Regions from separate parts of the Homo sapiens genome. Here all the other regions are linked to region 3. A link is a contact called in ENCODE Hi-C or POLR2A ChIA-PET data. All regions are on one chromosome and are shown on one strand. The core of a region is the stretch at or near the end of the contact, and the rest is flanking DNA. Distances in the headings are between cores, read along the strand shown. Region 1 holds the start of NHEG1 (neuroblastoma highly expressed DDX5 stabilizing lncRNA 1). Region 2 holds the start of IL20RA (interleukin 20 receptor subunit alpha). Region 3 holds the start of SLC35D3 (solute carrier family 35 member D3).

Evidence for each region. Hi-C counts contacts between places; a loop is a spot of excess contacts on that map. ChIA-PET counts read pairs that join two places held with the same protein, here RNA polymerase II (POLR2A). Pooled maps may share reads with other maps.
Region 1: POLR2A ChIA-PET joins it to region 3 with 48 read pairs in SK-N-SH. The contact joins the promoter of NHEG1 here to the promoter of SLC35D3 in region 3. POLR2A ChIA-PET finds 5 or more read pairs at or near these places in 2 of 52 experiments (SK-N-SH and WTC11).
Region 2: a pooled map shows a loop between it and region 3 (2.2-fold over the local background). The contact joins the promoter of IL20RA here to the promoter of SLC35D3 in region 3. A Hi-C loop is called at or near these places in 1 of 50 pooled maps. POLR2A ChIA-PET finds 5 or more read pairs at or near these places in 3 of 52 experiments (H1, SK-N-SH and activated CD4-positive, alpha-beta T cell).

The regions. Positions count from the first base shown.
Region 1 is chr6:136,990,693-136,994,544 of GRCh38, forward strand. NHEG1 (neuroblastoma highly expressed DDX5 stabilizing lncRNA 1) reads right to left here and starts at 2,539. Exons shown (of 3, transcript NR_027994.1): 1 at 2,482-2,539. RefSeq lists an enhancer at 1-502.
Region 2 is chr6:137,043,601-137,047,269 of GRCh38, forward strand. It overlaps IL20RA (interleukin 20 receptor subunit alpha), which reads right to left and starts at 1,365. Exons shown (of 7, transcript NM_014432.4): 1 at 1,041-1,365. The coding sequence starts at 1,128. RefSeq lists silencers at 858-907, 978-1,087, 1,118-1,177.
Region 3 is chr6:136,919,729-136,923,696 of GRCh38, forward strand. SLC35D3 (solute carrier family 35 member D3) reads left to right here and starts at 2,573. Exons shown (of 2, transcript NM_001008783.3): 1 at 2,573-3,139. The coding sequence starts at 2,701. RefSeq lists an enhancer at 1,595-2,101.

The sequences.
Region 1 (3,852 bases), core at 1,289-3,788, 71 kb after region 3:
AATCATAATGGTTCACAGGTTGTATGAGCTCCCTTTTCTGTGGCTGGGTTGAAGAGCTTTCCTTACCGACACTAGTCTTATTGTTCCTTAATTTCAGCTAGGTAGATATCTCATGGGATTATTCATCTTCAGCTGTACTCAACTGGTTTTACTTCCTCGGTTCAAATGCATTTTGAATGTTTCCATCTGAACTTACATGCTGTGCCTGTCCTTAATAACACTGTTGGAAAGATATTGTTCATTGAATTCTCACCATTCCATCCTAATTACTTTCTCTTTGAGGCTTTGGTCTTTAAAATACAATAGCCTAGAGGCCTCTCTGATCCTGAGGGTGGTGCCAGTAACAGAGTAAATGTGCTCATAATAGAATTTCCACATTTTTCTTTTAAAAATACTTTTAAAATGTCACAAGTAATATATATCCATTATGAAAACCGAAAACAGGTAAGCAGAAATAAAAACTATGCACTTATATGTACATATTTATAAATATGAATATATAAAAATGTATACATATTTATAAATATGAATATATAAAAATGTATACATATTTATAAAAATATGATACATTCCATTTTAAAAACATTTTTCTGCTAAATAAAGTATGAATACTCTCCTTTATTCTAATGGCTACTTAATTTTGCCCATACAGATGTAATAAAATCAATTCAATTAATTCTTTATTGTTGGAGATGCAAATTACTGAAAAATTTTTGCAATTGGAAATACAGCAATGAACATCTTATATTCTTGTGCATTTGCCCAATTATTTTTATAAGATAAATTTTCTGGGACCCAATTTCATTTTGACCAGAGCTTTTACTTATGGCTTCAACCTGCTGCCTTCAATGGGAGCTGATTTTGCTGATACAGAAGATAGTATTGCCTCTACTGGGTTCTTCATATTAGTTCCTCTGACTCGAGTCTTCATTCTAGTTACAATCTCTCTGAAAATTTCTCACTTTGGGTTTTCTATTCCTTTACTAGAGACTATATGGAGCTTGGCCAAAGTGGCCTTTATGATTTCCACATTTCCCCTTATCTTTCAACATCCTTCCTCTGCCTTCTCTTTAAATGCTCACAAATCTAGGCAGAATTCTATTCTTGACTACCCTTCTTTGTAGTCTATGCTCTCCCTTAGCTAGTTTGTCCTCTGATTCTATTTATGAGAATGATTCATCCTTAAGAGCTATCCTTTCCCCCATTTTTTTGATGTGTATTCCCATATATTCCTTGGCATCTTCCCATGATAATAGTGCAAGTATCTTAAAGTTAGTATTCCCCAGACTCAATGCTTTATTCCAAACTCCCAGCAAAACAAAAACAAATAAAAATAAAAAACAAAACCAACCCCACCTCCCAAACAAAAGAACTCATTTTCTTCTTTCATATTCTCTCTTCAAAAGTTGAAGGTGCCCACTGAGCCACCATCAAAGGGTCATTCAGATTTAGATTGAATAGACATTTATTAACTGTATCAAGTCATATCGGTTTCCTGCTTAAAACTCTCTAGTGGCTCCCCATTGCCATTAAAGTGTGACTCAAACTCCTTACAGGAACCATCAGGCTTCTGTGATCTGGCCTCTGTCTGCCTCCTGCCCAGATCTTCTCCCAGGCTCCTCCTGCCTCTCTATGATCAGCTGCCTGCTTTCTGACCTTCTCTTCAAAGTACAAGTGCATGTGCATCTCAGAGACTGAGCACTTGCTCTTCCTTTGGCCAGAACCGCGTTTTGGATAATGTATTTGGTGTTGTAACTAACAACTCATTGCCAACCCAAGATCATTTAGATTTTCTGCTATATGTTTTTCTTTTGGAAGTTTTATAGTTTTGAACTTCACATTTAGTCTGTGATCTATTTTGAGTTAATTTTTGTGAAAGGTAGGTCTTTGTCTATATTCTTTTTTTTTTTTTTTTGGCATTATCTATCCAATTGTTCCAGCACCATTTGGTGAATGCTCAACCCTTTCTCCATCGAATTGCCTTGGGCCTTTGTCAGAGATCAGTTAACTATTGTGTGGGTCTATCTTTGAGGACTAATTAATATAAATTTAAAGATTCCTTTATTGAAACATTCTATCAGCAAATATTTCATTGAGTAACTACTATATGATCAGTACTGTTTCAGGTACTGGGAACATATCTAGGAGTCAGAAAGAGATTTACGGAAATAAGTTAGCTTTTGAGTCTCATTTGTACAGTATTTCCTTTTCTGGCAACCCAAAAACTTCATTAAGGAAAAAAGAAGGAGGTAAAAAGGACTTGCTTAAGCATCATGGCCATGAAGAAGGGAGAGGGGAAGATGACATTTCTAGACTGGAACTTATTTTTTGTAAGGATGAGAACTCAGAGGTGTCAGTCTGGTGCTGACTCCTCAGGGAGGAACTTCTGGGCTCCTGTGTGTCCCATTCAAGGATGGTATATTTGTCTGTTTTTACGCTGCTGATAAAGACATACCCAAAAAGAGGTTTAATTGTACTTACAGTTCCACATGGCTGGGGAGACCTCAGAATCATGGCAGGAGGCGAAAGACACTTCTTACATGGTGGTAGCAAGAGAAAAATGAGGAGGAAGCAAAAGTGGAAACCCCTGATAAACCCATCAGATCTCAAGAGACTTATTCACTATCACGAGAATAGCACGGAAAGGACCAGCCCCCATAATTCAATTACCTCCCCCGGGTCCTTCCCACAACACATGGGAATTCTGGGAGATACAATTGAAGTTGAGATTTGAATGGGGACACAGCCAAACTATATCAGATGAGTATTACTTGGCTCCTCTTCGCTGTACACAAAGGGCATGTCTATGGCAGTATTTGAAAAATAGAGAATGAGTTGCAAGCTAGTCAATTGTGTGGAAGAAAAAGGAAAGGAAAGAAAAGTAATTTCAGGGCGGGTGCAGTGGCTCATGCCTGTAATCCCAGCACTTTGGGAGGCCGAGGCAGGCGGATCATGAGGTCAGGAGATCGAGACTAACCTGGCTAACACGGTGAAGCCCTGTCTCTACTAAAAATAGAAAACATTAGCCGGGTGTGGTGGTATTAACCTATAGTCCCAGCTACTCGGGAGGCTGAGGCAGGAGAATCGCTTGAACATGGGAGGTGGAGGTTGCAGTGAGCCGAGATCGCGCCACTGCACTGCAGCCTGGGTGACATAGTGAGACTCCGTCTCAAAAAAAAAAAAAAAAGATTTCAAATATTGTTTTTTCATATTTCATATTAGGCATTTAGAAGTGAAAGGGACCTTAGATCTCATCTATCCCAAATCCCAACCCTGTGGAGGAATCCGTCTACAAAAGCTGTAGCAGAAACCAGCCTGTACTTGAACCTTTCCAGTGACAGGAAACTCAGTACCTCGGAGCTGCCACTTAATTATAGAAGACCCTCCCTTACTCAGAACTGAACTCTGTCTTCCAGAGACTCCCAAATATGTGTCCTAATTTTATTCTCTGAAGCAACAGACATATATATCTAATGTCCTCGTTTGCAAGAAAGTCCTTTGCATATGGTTACCAGGGGTTCACTAAGTCCTGGATTCTTTCTCTCTGCACTTCCCCTTAAGTCTTGGCTTTGAGACTTTTTAAAGTTGTTTTCTGGTTGGCTAAAGCCCTTGTTAAAGGTGCTGCTCAAAATGAACACAACACTCCTGGTATTTGAGCCTAGGGTTTAGTTGATGTGGGTTGCTAACAAGAAACTTTTTTTTTGAGACAGGGTCTTGCTTTGCTGCCTAGGTTGGAATGCATTGGCGCCATCACGGCTCACTGCAGCCTTGACCCCTGGGCTCAAGCCATCCTGCTGCCTTGGCCTCTTGAGTAGCTGGGACCGCAGATACTTGTCACCACACCAAAAACAT
Region 2 (3,669 bases), core at 115-2,614, 120 kb after region 3:
TGCATACTTTTCTTATTGTTGTAACTATATTGAATTTAACTTTTTCTTTAACTACCAAGGACTCCAGATTCACCGTCAACTTTCTTCCTGCATTCACTCTTACTGTTCAGTTCTGGGTTAAAAGACAGCGGGGCCTGAACGAAGTGTCTACAAAGCACAGTATTTGGAGAAGCTTTGTTGTTGTTTTTTAAAATAATTTTTTTAAAAAGGGATCCCGGATATCTTTTTTGTTTTTTTAAAAAATCTTTTTCTCATGTACGAGAAATACAGGGAAAAAAAGCAATCAGGTTAATGAATCATTCTGGTTTACTGGATTCCAATTGGTAGAGAATTTAAACTTAAAAACCAAACAAAACGAAAGAGCTCTTCAGTTACCTTATGTCGTAAACGAGTTAAAAGTTTTGTTATTTCTGAAAAATCAAAGAGCACTATCTGTACATGGTCATAACTGCAAAGGAAACAACGGCGTACCCAGGACAGGGGGAGCTTACTTTAAGAAGCTGCGTCTTTCTGGATCATGTTCCTTCGGGGCTGACCCTTTCGGGGAGTTTGGCTTTTAAAGCGCGGATCTCGCGACGCGCGGCTTGCAGGACTGCGGGGCCCGGCGGCCGAGACGCGGCATCCACAGGGGCCCCTCCGCGCGGCCGCGGCGGTGGTGGCGGGAACCTGGGACTGGCCGGCGAGGGGCCCCGCATGGTAACCGTCCCCGACCGCAAGTCATAGGCTGTGGGCACCGCGCAGAGCGCACCCCCCACCGAACTCCCCCCACCCCACCTCAATTCTCGAGACCGAAAGTGCGGAGCGCGGAGTCCTGCAAACTTGACCCCGAGCCAAGGTGCGCGAGGCGACGGCGAGTGTCCCCCGGGCTCCCTGCAGCCCCGGGGCTGGAAGCTCCGGCCTCCGCGCACCTCGTCCTCTGCCCGCCCGAAAGCGAAACCTGGCCGGCGGGCAGGAGGGGAGAGCTCGGCCTCGAGCTCTGCCTGGCGGGGCCCCGGCCTGGAGGCATCCCCGACCCGCACCTGGCGGCGCGACCCACCTACCTGCCCGTCCCCAAGGCGCCGCCAGGAGCAACAGCAGCAGCGGCGGCAGCGGCAGCGGCCGCAGGGCCGGGCGGCCGGGAGCCCGCATGGGCGGCGGGGCTGGGTCACATGTCGGGGGGCAGCAGACTGCTCAGTCCCACGCCCGCTGGGGCCAAGCGCGGCCGCGCGGCCTCAGCTCCGCGCCTGGGGCTCTGCGTGCCACGCTCCAGGCGACCTGAGTCCCAGGGCGCCTCCGCCACAGCCGCGTCCCCCAGGCTTCCCCAGAAACCAAGGGCGAGCGACTCGCGGAGCCCCCACGCGCGCTCCCCCGGCTACCCAGCTGGATGGCAGCGCGAGGGCAGTTCTCGCGGATTTATAGTCCCCAGCCACTCGGCTGTCAGTCCTGAGAGTCTGAGAGTTTCCACCTCTCGGGGTTCATGCCCAGACCAACCAGGTCACTAGGCAGGTAAAACCTCCTTCTGGTAATGAGCGAGGCGAGTGCATTGCAAAGAGATTCTGGTATTCAGGCCGGTCTGATGGTCAGTTAAAGTTCAATATCGGAAGACGGATGAAATAGAGCGTTATTTCTCGATATACAGTTAGGCACTCAGCCGTAGATCTTACAGTCATGCATCATTTAAGATGACAGGATTACCTCCTGAGAAATGTCTTAGGCGAGTTTCTTGTGTGAACATCTTAGAGTGTACTCACACCTATATGGTATAGCCTCTTACACGCCTACGCTATATGGTACAGGCTGTTGTTTGCTCCTAGGCTACAAACCTGTACGGCAAGTGACCATACTGAATACTGCAAGCAATTGTAACACAATGGTAAATATTTGTGTATCTAAACATGTCTGAACGTAGAAAAGGTACAGCAAAAGTACAGTATGAAAGATTTTAAAAATGGTACACCTGTATAGGGCACTTTCCATGAATGGAGCTTGCAGGACTGGAAGTCGCTCTGGCTGAGTCTGTGAGTGGTGAGTCAATGTGAAGGCCTAGGACATCACTGTGTACTACTATAGGCTGTATAAACACTGTATTACACTTAGGCTATGCTAAATTTATTAAAAAATTATTTCTTCAATAATAATAAATTAACCTTAGCTTACTATGATTTTTTACTTTCTACTTTTAAATCTTTTAAACTTTATTTATTTATTTATTTTTGAGATGGAGCATTGCTCTGTAGCCCAGGCTGGAGTGCAGTGGTGCGATCTCGGCTCACTGCAACCTCTGCCTTCCGGTTTTGATGATTGTCCTGTCTCACCCTCCAGAGTAGCTGGGATTACATGTGTGTGCCCCCACGCCCGGCTAATTTGTTTGTATTTTTAGTACAGACTGGGTTTCGCCATGTTGGCCAGGCCGGTCTCGAGCTCCTGACCTCCGGTGATCTACCCTCCTTGGCCTCCCAAAGTGCTGGGATTACAGGCGTGAACCACGACACCCGACCTAAACTTTTTGACTTGTAATAACGTTTGACTTAAAACACAAACACATTGTGCAGCAGTATGAAAATATTTTTTCTTTGTATTCTTTCTATAAGCTTTTTCTATTTTTAAATTTTTCTTTTTCTTTATTTTTTCTTTACTTTTTAAACTTTTTTGTTATAAACTAAGGCACAACCACACACATTAGCCTAGGCCTGCACAGGGTCAGGATTGTCAGTGCCACTGATGCCACCTCACATCCTGTCCTCCTGGAAGGTCTTTAGAGACAATAGGAATTTTTTCAGCTCTATTATAATCGTATGAGACCACCTTTGTATATGCAGTCTGTCACTGACTGAAAAGTTGTTATTTGATTTCATTCAACTCTCACAACCTGCAGTTAGGTCCTGGCCCTTTTTTCAGATGAGGCAAGGGAAACTCAGAAAGTCTAGGAATCATCATGAAGTCCCCCAAACCTGTGAGTGGCCTGTGACCAGTGGTGTGTGGACTTCCACACAAGGCGGTGGGTCCTAGGTTCCATGCTCTTTATAATGGGAGGGGGGAAGGGTGCAATTAAGAGGTGAGTCTTGAAATACTATATGAAAAATCTGAGAGAGGCTCTCAGCTTTGTACCTTTCTAGGTGGTTCTAAAGGTTGGGCACAGCCTGAAGATAGATACACGATTTACCTCAGATGTGTTCCATCTCTTTTGCCCTTAAATGTCTGTTTTCAAATGCTCCAATAAAGGGAAACGACACTCAAATTAGAGCAACTATTGTTTTCTTTTTCTTTTTCTTTTTCTTTTTAAAGGGGGTCTTCAGTATTAAAAAAGATCTTTTTTGGTGAGGAGGGAGTAAGGAGATAGAAGATGGGGCAGGATTTTCTGAGTCGCCTAAGTATGCTACTTTTTCCTTCCTGAAAGACTTGGAAACAGAGGAGGAATCTGGGTCAGAGGGCCCCTTAGGCTGGGATGTTAGCTTCGTGGTGCTGACGTGAGGCCTCTTCAAACCACTTTTCTTGTTTGTTAGCTGGTTCTTTTCCTTTCCACCAAAAGGGGCCCTGAAGGAATCCTGAAAGCTGGATGAGGAAAGAAGGGACTTGCTTCCTATTTGTTTGCTGTTCTTGTCACTAAGGCCCCACAGTGCCTCTTTACCCTGGCAGGGACAGCTAGTTCTAGGAGCAATTGTTTCTAGTTCCCAGCTTCTTCCTGTACTC
Region 3 (3,968 bases), core at 1,323-3,822:
CCAATAGGTCAAATAGCTATTTAACCTTTAGATCTACATTTTTATTCATCTAGATCATTTAACCTCGCTAAACATGGTATTCTTAATTTTTCACAATTTTTAAAAGGAGCTCATCTAGTATCTGGTTTTGTGGGAGATGGGGGTTAAGGTTTTTTTCTTTCCAAAAGAATTGCATGCAACAAAGTGGAGAAAATGTGCGGTTTTATGCCTCTGTAGGTTTCAAATATTAAGCTAAATTGTCTTGCATAAATGAGAAGAGTAAGATAGCTGAATCAGCCCCAAATCTTTTACCTAATGTTAGTATCACAAATGGATGCAATTATAATTGCGGGCAGAAATGAATCATTCCAAAAGTAGGTTTGTGCAGCCACTTCTTTATATTAATAATATGCACTTAGGATGGCTTAAAGCAGCCATGCTTTTATTGGGATAGTCTCTAGAAGCAGAAATCTGTTATTTGCTGATATCTGTAAAAAGTTAATTTTCAGAGTTTTGAATCAATATATTTTGACTATACCACACACATACACATAATTTGAACTGGTGCTTCAGACTTCATTATTTCCTAAATAACATTAACTCTACAAAAACAGAGTCACTTAAACAGCCAATAGTGTGTAACCACAAGTTTTAGCAACAAAAACCAAGGGCTCCCCAGAGAACCGGAAGCACGTGTTTCAGTATAATGCTTTCCAGCTATTCCTGGAAAGTTGGCACCCTGGGCCATTCACAAACTTTTTTTGAGTGCCCACCTGTCGGGAGCAGGGACGTGGCCCTCCTAGGCACCGGGCACATAAGCTGGTGGACTGGTTGACCCCGAGCTCTCTAGAGCTCACCAAAGTGAGCATCCAGAGCCCCAAATGCTGGCCCAAATGAAGGGCTGCTGTGATGCTGCTGATCCCTGCTGTAATTTTTTTTTCTTCCTCTGTTGCGGTAAATCACGACTTCAGCACTTTGGCTGAAGTGTCGCGTTCAGCACAGAGGTGGAAGTAAGAGGCAGAAAACAGAAGAACCACGAGAGAAATGGATCCTGTCTATTAAGGCAACGTGATGCAGCGCTAAAAGGTTAGGAGGTTACGATTCCCGGGGCTAAGAGAAATAAACTGCTGGTGGTGAACGAAAGGGGTGCTGGAGCGCAGCGATCTCGAACCTTTCCCTTATAGCCAAACCCTGGCCAAGGCCACAAATTTCAAATCGCCTGAAAACCAAACTGTCTGGCGCTTAACGGTTACCTCGGCTGAGCGAAACCCTTGGCTGCTGCTGATTTAACTACAGGTCCGCGCGAGTTACTTTCCAGGGAACTGAATTCAGAACAAAGAGTTACCGAAGCCTTACTCCCTCTCCAAAATTAGAATTCCCTTTTTCTCTTAGTCATATAGGAAACACACAGTTCACAAGTCCTGTGGTGCAAAGGTGTGAACCCTGGCCCAGGGAGGTGGTGACTCTCCCCGCCCTCCGCCTGCCGGTTGTCCTGCTTCCGAAAGCAACCCACGACGGTCCCGCAGGGTGAGGGTTCCCTGGGATCAGTTCCCTGGGATCCGGAGAACGCCACGCGGAGTCTCCCTGCAGGGTGAGGGGCCCCGGGTTCCCGCCCCCTCCCCCTCTACTCTCCCATTCTGCGAGCGCAGCCAGCCTCCCCTCCCACGCTTCGGGAAGCGTCGCCCCCGAGCTCCTCGGTTCCTGGTGGTGGCTACTCGTGTTAGTGACTTCGTTTCTGCGCGTTTGCTTATTTTCATCTTTGCCTCAGTTCGAATGTGTCCCCGCCACCAGGCCCCGCTGCTGGGCGAGACCACTGAACCCCCTGAAAGCTTCCCCGGAGCCGCGCGCATAATCCCGGGACCCTCTCTGGAAGGCGTGCGGAGAGCGGTGCGCGTGGCCTGGCACCGGAAGGAGCCAGCTTCCGGGCTCCGAGGCACCCCCTGGACAGCGCCCCGGGCCGCGGGTTCCTCCTCCGATGCCCGGGCGTCGTCGCCGGGATCGGGAGCTTCGGGGGCCCGCCGGCACCGACGGTTTTCGCTTCCCTGGCGGGCAGCTGGACGAGGTCCCGCCGCTGCACCGGGAGGGACAGTGGGTGGAAAAAGCCGCTGCAGCGCCGGGGCGAGGGGGCTGGGGGCGCCGTCACTTGTTGCGACCAATAAACGGCGCTCGATCCTGATGCGCTGTTTCTAAAATCTTTAGCTGTGTCCCGATCCCTCCAACCCAAGCCCCTCGGCCAGGAGGAAGGGGCAAGCGAGAGCCGCTGGCTCTGTGGGGGGAGAGGGGCGCCGCGCCCCAAGAGCCCCCGTCCCGCCCTGCGGCAGCCGCCCCGGGGCGCCCAGCCGCCCGCTTCCCTCCGCAGAGCGTCTTCCCTGACGGTGAAACCGCGCGGGACACAACCCACCGCGGCTCATCACCCACTTACAAATAGCTGTCGCTAGGATTCCCGCCACTCCTCTCAGACCGGCCCCCCCGCCACCTCTGCCACTTTTCGGAGTCCCCCGCCCTCGTCACTGCCTCCCCGGAGCTGCGGGGCAGTCGGACGCAGAGCTGCCTAACCGCAAGAACGCCTGGCCGGAGCTGCCCTCTGCAGCCGAGCCGGCGCCCCCTGCCCTTCGCCGCCGCGCTGGGCGGGCGCCCCCGCCGCCCTCACTCCGCTGCTCCCGGCTCCTCGCGCGCAGGTCGCGGAGCTCCGCCACCGCTGGGTGCGGCGAGGCCGGCGCGATGCGGCAGCTGTGCCGGGGCCGCGTGCTGGGCATCTCGGTGGCCATCGCGCACGGGGTCTTCTCGGGCTCCCTCAACATCTTGCTCAAGTTCCTCATCAGCCGCTACCAGTTCTCCTTCCTGACCCTGGTGCAGTGCCTGACCAGCTCCACCGCGGCGCTGAGCCTGGAGCTGCTGCGGCGCCTCGGGCTCATCGCCGTGCCCCCCTTCGGTCTGAGCCTGGCGCGCTCCTTCGCGGGGGTCGCGGTGCTCTCCACGCTGCAGTCCAGCCTCACGCTCTGGTCCCTGCGCGGCCTCAGCCTGCCCATGTACGTGGTCTTCAAGCGCTGCCTGCCCCTGGTCACCATGCTCATCGGCGTCCTGGTGCTCAAGAACGGCGCGCCCTCGCCAGGGGTGCTGGCGGCGGTGCTCATCACCACCTGCGGCGCCGCCCTGGCAGGTGAGCGGGCCCCCGCGCCGACCCCCAGCCGACCCCACCCACCCCGCTCCGTCGGGCAGAGACCGCGGGGATCACTGAGTTCAACGACCTCACTTCCAGATGGGGAGACTGAGGCAGAGAGAGCCGGAGAGCTTTGAGAGTGGTCGCTCAGCTCGCAAAAGGGACTTCCGAGACCCAGAGAGCTCCCCAGCGCCCCACCAAGTCCCCCTGCCCCCTAATGTCCTGGCTTCCGACCCTCGCCCATGCTTCACCCGGCATCGCCCTTCCTGTCGCCCCCTCTCCTGGTCTTCCCCTGTCACCCCATTCTCCGGGAGAGGTGGGAGGGCCGCCTGAGCCTGGGAGCTGGAGTCCTCCAAGCCTGGACCAAGCCGGAAGGAGGGGGCCGTGAACTTCCTTGGGTCACGAGGGGCTGGAATGGAGGTGGGGGATGGGGGCGAAGCTGAGGGTTCCCGGGGCTACTGCGGGGTGTCTCGTGCTGCGCAGGGGGCTGCGGCCCTGGGGCAGACGACCCAGGTGCTGAGCGAGACGAGAGCCTGGGCAGGGGGAAGCTTCACTGGGGGCCAGAACAGGCGTTCTCCCCCGCGCCTGGCCCGCTCCGGGTTGCAGGCCACTGGCTGGGGCTCCCTCTCCCTTTGGTGCCCCACGGGGCAGGGGCTCCGGGGTGCAGGTACCACGCGCCCAAGTGACCTCGGTGCCAGCTCGGGGAAGCCACAGCACCTGCCCCGAGGGCATCTGCGCTCTCCGGGGCCTTTGTCTTGGACAGAGGAAGATGGAGTGACCCGGGGATATGGCGGGAAGGCGCTCTGAGCACTGAGTTTGGCTGTCGCAT